2 separate regions of the Mus musculus genome follow, and region 2 is linked to region 1. Evidence: chromatin loops called from intact Hi-C (ENCODE). Cell type or tissue: gastrocnemius. All regions are shown on one strand. Each heading gives the region's core, and the rest is flanking DNA. Links, peaks and the distances in the headings are about the cores only. Region 1 has its middle 58 kb from the start of Gm51411. Region 2 has its middle 31 kb from the start of Tcerg1l.

The links. Peaks named below come from ENCODE experiments on the same cell type or tissue, not always from the same donor. Only the 100,000 strongest peaks of a DNase experiment are listed, where the experiment ranks them.
Region 2: it touches region 1 in a loop (4-fold over the local background); 11 of 42 quality-filtered maps call a loop at or near these places.

The regions. Positions count from the first base shown.
Region 1 is chr7:137,594,158-137,597,074 of GRCm38, forward strand. No RefSeq gene overlaps it. Among named protein-coding and RNA genes, the nearest start is that of Gm51411, 58 kb to the right of the region's middle. In gastrocnemius, for the core only: no CTCF peak of the experiment used is centred there; a DNase peak (open chromatin) is centred at 1,608.
Region 2 is chr7:138,427,633-138,430,549 of GRCm38, forward strand. No RefSeq gene overlaps it. Among named protein-coding and RNA genes, the nearest start is that of Tcerg1l, 31 kb to the left of the region's middle. In gastrocnemius, for the core only: a CTCF peak has its summit at 1,398 (motif pointing left); a DNase peak (open chromatin) is centred at 1,395.

The DNA.
Region 1 (2,917 bases), core at 291-2,790:
AAGGAGCAAGGACATATAGTATTTGGCTATCCCTGGTCTGGGGAGTCTTCTTGCCTTTTCCCAGGTCCCTGGATTGTGGCATCTTGAAGGTCATGAGGATGAAGGTGCTCCCTTCCAGAGCCTTCTGGTTTTGCACTGAGAGCAAAGGATTTTCTTTCAGTTTCAGGTTTGAAAAGCCCTTGCAATCATTTGTCCTACGTTTCCAAAATGCATGGCTGTGCCTTTTGCAGTCTATCAAGGCACAGCCTCTGTCCTGCTTAGCAGGTGAGAGAGGGGACGAGAGATGGATTTTCCTGAAGTTAAGTGGTGTTTGAGAGCTCAAGTCTTCACCTAAGGTGCTAAATACTCTATAATCAAATATCTATGAGGGAAAGGGGGCAGGGACAGTCTCAGTGATGTGAACACTGAAGGTAGACATAGGCTTCCCAGCCTAAGATGAGGGGCCTCAGACTTTTCATAAGAAAGGTATCATTATTGCTAATTATATAGAACCTACATTCAGAACTTGTTTTTCCAACCACTTACCCTGTGTGCTTGTGTGCATCTGAACACAGATGAATGGGAACACACAAACACGCACACACATATACACACGTGTATTATTACTCTAGGTTATGACTCCCTATAGAGTCAGACTCTGCACATGAAATTCTCTTCCTCAGAGACCTTGGCTTTTGTTTTCCTCTAACTTCTGGGCTCAGCCCTACTCACTTATAGAGGGCAGTGTGCCCTATACAGTCTGTGGATTCAAATGGGAAATAGAGACTTGGAGTGCGGTTTGGTCCTGCCTGGGTACACAGCCCATCATGGCTAGCTTCCAGAGTCTGTAGACATCATTATCTCGCAGGTGAGGCATGCGTTCAGAGAGCAAGGAGGTCACAGTGGAGTCTGCTTTGAGACAGACGCTCCTTTTCTCTCGGCTGCTAAGGAGAATGTACACTTGTGTCTCTGCTCATGCAGCATGGGGCAGAGAATAGGAACGTTCTTACTTTCTGTCCATGACTGCTTGCCTCTGTCTGGGCATCCATTTCCCTAGAACTGGGCGATAGGGCTGCAAGATGAGTGTGTACACATACACTCTGTTTTTTTAGTGTGTGTGTACAGTTGTAAATGCACGTGTAAATCACATCTACATGTGTCTGCGTGGTGGCCAGAGGTTGACGTCATCATGCATCATCCTCAGTTTCTCTCTACCTTTATTATTATTATTATTATTATTATTATTATTATTATTATTAAAGGCCTCTCACTGGAGCTTACTTATCTTGCTAGACTGCTCGGCAGTGAGCCTCAGAGACGCTCCAGTTCCTACTTCCCAGCACTAGAGCCACAGGTGCACACTGATGGGCCTGGATCTTTTATACGGGTTCTGGGCTATTTAACTCAGAGCCTCTTGCGTATGCAGGAAACACTGTACCAATTGAGTCATCTTCCCCCTCCCCACCTCAATTTTTATACACTCCAGATTGTGAGGCATAGGTGTAATCGTCTTTACTCAGTAATGCCTTTAGCCCACGGTCTGCTATCGGCAGTGGCATATTGGATCCATGTCTCATGGCTGGCATAACCTCCTGTGCCATCTTGGGTATTTGGGTTGATTAACTGTGCCTGGAAATCACCCAGCTGGAACAAGTTCCTGGGAAAGGAAGGGGCAAGGCCAAGGGCAGATGTATTTTCCAGATTAGGTTTTCTGTCGCTCCCTGGGTCTGTGGTCTGTGATATGTCATCTCAATTTATGTCCCTGTTGAGTAGTGTGCTTTAAAACCTCTGCTGGCCTGAAATGGGGAGTGTGGGGATCCACTGTGGGTTTTGTTCTAGAGTCCTTGAAATATATCTGTCATTCTCATGAGTTTTTAGGCCACCTCCTCTGTCCTGCCATTTCTGTTATGACCAAGGAGAATCTGCATCTTTACCTACTCACTGTTGGGCACATTTAGGTACCAGGGCTCACTGGCTGGTGATGGGGGCACCAGAAAGGAAGGCGTAAAATGGGCCACCATGACCTGTTTTTGTCTTTTGGTTTTTTTTTTAATTGTTGGTGTCAAGATGTTGGGAATCATCAGCACAAAACAAAGCTGATGTTTAACAGTCTGTCTACGATCAGGGCAGTGTCTGCAGTATGGTAGAGGAACCGCAGGCAGCAGGCGTCGATGATAAATGCATGGAAAGATTTATGACCTCTCACTCCAGCCTGAGAAGAGTAGGGCATCTGTGAACAGAGCAGTTGAAGGGCATTTCATTTAAAATGTCCCGTCCTTGCCAGTGGGAGTGCATTGTCTACGGAAATTGCCTTGTGTGCTGAGCACATGTTGACTGCAAAGAAGACACGCCTTTCCAAGCATGTGTCTTCTTGACCCTCTCTTTGCCCCTGGAGACAGCTCTGGGATGAATGTCCCACAAGGGAGGTCTTATTCCTCAGAAAGGCCACAGGGGCCTGACCACAACCTAGGTGATCTTCTGTGAGTCCAGCTTTAAAGATGGGCACAGGGGAAGGAGGTCCAGGCTACCGGACTCCATCTTCCTGTCTGTTTCTCTGCCCAGTCTTGTCTCCATATTTCTCCTGGCCAGGCAAATCCTGTTGAGCCTCTTCTAGCAACATCTGCTCCTGAGCTCCTGAGTAGTGGCAGGGCAGGGTGGAGTCTACTCTCTTGGTGGAGATGAGTAAATGCAGAGAGAGAGAGAGAGAGAGAGAGAAAGAGAGAGAGAGAGAGAGAGAGAGAGAGAGGGAGAGAGAGAGAGAGAGAGAGAGAATGTGCACACGTGTGCGTGTAACAGTCACCATGGTGAAGTAGACATTAAAACAGACTCTAATCCAGCAGGAATGATGTCCACGTGGCAAGGTACAAATTTGGAGAGACGCACACAGATGTGAGATGGCCATCTACAAGCCACAGGGAGGGGCGGGGACAGATTCTTC
Region 2 (2,917 bases), core at 261-2,760, 830 kb after region 1:
GCTGACGTCATGCACATAATGTTTCTGAGCTCGTTTTAAGAACAGACACATCTGTGTTTCCTTTATGCAGAGGTAGAGACAGGTTTACCCTGCCAGGTGCCATGTCCCTTGGAGACCCAGGGGGAAATTGTGGCTGGTGAACTTTGGCCCTAGCATCCTGCTTTCCCAAGGATCATGGTCAGGGACAGGGCAGTACAGAGACACCTGGGTTTCGTTCAGAGTGCTGTCCTCTTTGCTTCTGAGGCAGCCCAGAGACTGCTGGAGGCATGGGCTTGATGACAGGAAACAGAATAGTGACTCTGAAAATACTTTAACAGTGTCCTCTCAGTGGATCAGGGTAGGTGATATATAGCTCAGACACAATCCAGGAATACTGTCAGACCCTCACTCTAGCCATGCTGACCCACAGCTCTGACTGATCACAGGACTGTGGCTAAGATCACCTCTGTCAGCTAACAACCTTCATCCATGACGGCCAGGCCTCCTCTTAAACCCTCGGAGGCAACCTTTCACCAGGTGACTCTGTCAGTATGATGGAAGGAAACCAGTGTGAACGGAGAATCTGGCAATCGGAGTTCTAGCTCCTTCATACAGAGGCTGCCTGTCAATGTTCCGAGCTTCAAATTCTTTATTTGAAAACAGACTTAAGATTGGTGCAACCTGCCAAACAGCAAGGGCTGGATAAAAAACATCATCAGGCTGCTGGCTCTTTCCTGGCAGCTAGAATATGAGCGGATGCCTGACACTCCCTGCCTTCTTTCTTTTCACACATCAGCCAACAATATGTGGCGACCAAGCCGTGCCCTCTTCCAGCAGTACAGCAAGCTGAGAGTGGCTGGGACAGCAAACACAGAAGGCTCTTCACCTGTCATGGCCCACTGTCACGTAAGATCTGACTCACAAAGCATGCACTCACTAAAAGACACAACCCCCAGCTAATTTACACACCCCCTGCACCTTATCCTCATCACAGGACTCCAGTTAGAAATAGACTCCTAGGTTTGGCTTTCTGTTTTCTCATTCCAGACTGGAATTTTCCAAGGCATTCCGAAATACCCTGTATCTTCCAAACTATTTCTAGATGGGGGCCTTGACCCATTTACTTTCTTGGGTGTCACTTCCACCCTTTTCTGATTGTTTCATTTAACCTTAAGTAAATCCTTCAGTGTGCAGAGTTTTTGATACTATTCTTTTGGGCCCTTCTGCCCTGCCCTGCCCTGCCCTGCCCTGCCCTGCCCTGCCCTGCCCTGCCCTGCCCTGCCCTGCCCTGCCCTGCCCTGCCCTGCCCTGCCCTGTCCTGCCTAATCCACTACCTGGAAAGTTCATGATCCAAAGATAGAGAGCTCTTAAGACTTACCACCAAATGACTTGGTCCCCAGCGCCACCTGCTGTCTGGGCAGCTCTCTGCTCTGACTACCCTTTCACAAGATGTCCCTGGTCATCCAGGGTCCCCTAAACTCCAGTGTTCCAGCATCCCTTCATGCTGTAGATTCCTCTCTGTAGCTTCTTCTCTGCCCATCTTTCTTGGGAAAAAAAATCAATCAACTGGCTACAGTTTGTATTGCCCCACTCCCCTGGGACCAGCCTGGCTATCTTCTGTCCAGAGCAGTCATCTCTCAGGCTTGCCTCAAGGCTTATGCCTCCTTCAAATCATTTGAGTTTCTCCCAAAGTGTCTACCACCCAATTTACCACATTTTCATTTTATTTTCCATTCATTAATTATTATCTCTGCATTAGAATGCAACTTATGAACTCTAGGGATACAAGGATTTCCTTTTTGTTGTTATTGCTTTGTCTGTTTGTTTTTGGAGTTTGGTGAGGTTTCTTTTTTTTCCTGAGGGGAGAGGTTCAGGACGTTCTGAATTTGTTATGATCTGTGTGCTCAAGGTTTGGCAAAGGCTTTGTAACCTGGCCAGGTGCTGCTGGTTTTTATGAGTGTGTAAGACCCCTTTACACGACTGTGACCAAAACACATGTCAGAAGCAACTTTTAAAAATGAAGAAAGGTTTATTTGGTCTCATGGTCTCAGAAGGCTCAGCTCATATACTTGACTCGCACAACGTCATGGTGTCAGTGGCGTATGGTAGAAATCTGCTCATTTCATAGTAGGCAGGATTCAAAGATAAAAAAGGAAGAAATCACACCAAGATACAGCCCCAAAGACATGCTTCTAGAAGACATGCTTCCAGGGAGCTACTTCATATACCTAGGCCCCATGTCCTGCCGTTCACCACCACCTCTCAATGCCATCATATTTTGAATCTATCAGGGAATTAATCTATTGGTTAGATCAGAGTCTTAGTGATCTAATCTCTAGAAATAACCTCACAGACACACCCAAAGGTGTGCTGTATAAATCTCTTAGCACTTATCAATCAAATCCAGTTGACAATCAATATTAACGACCACAGCTGAATTCCTCCAAGTCTCAGAATGGGAGAGGGGCTTGTTTGAGGCACACTAAGCCTGTGTTTTCAGCACCTCGGACAGTGCAAGATTTCTCTTTGTTCAGTGACCCTCACCTATGAAAGTCATTCATTACCGAGAGGTGAGTTTCCTTTATTTTATCCCACTTTGGTAGCATCCCTGAAATTTGGGTCGGTAGCTTCCATTTTTCCTTCTTACCATTTGATGATACAGAAATCAAAGGAACATGCTGAACGTGAGCCATTTCTCCGCGCTTCCCTCCTGTGCTTGACAGAAAATAATGATCACATTCGCTACATCAATTTAGGGTTTAAAGTCATGGGGCAACCCAACGAGCACCTGGTTTATAATTTAGCTTTCCCTCACCTAACATTTGGACTTAGTTTTATGGCAGGGAATATCTGAAGAGATTTTTCATTTTTTCTGAGTTTGAAAGGAAATTTAGGGTCATTTTCAATGTCACCTTATTAAAATAGAAGCTGAAGAGGC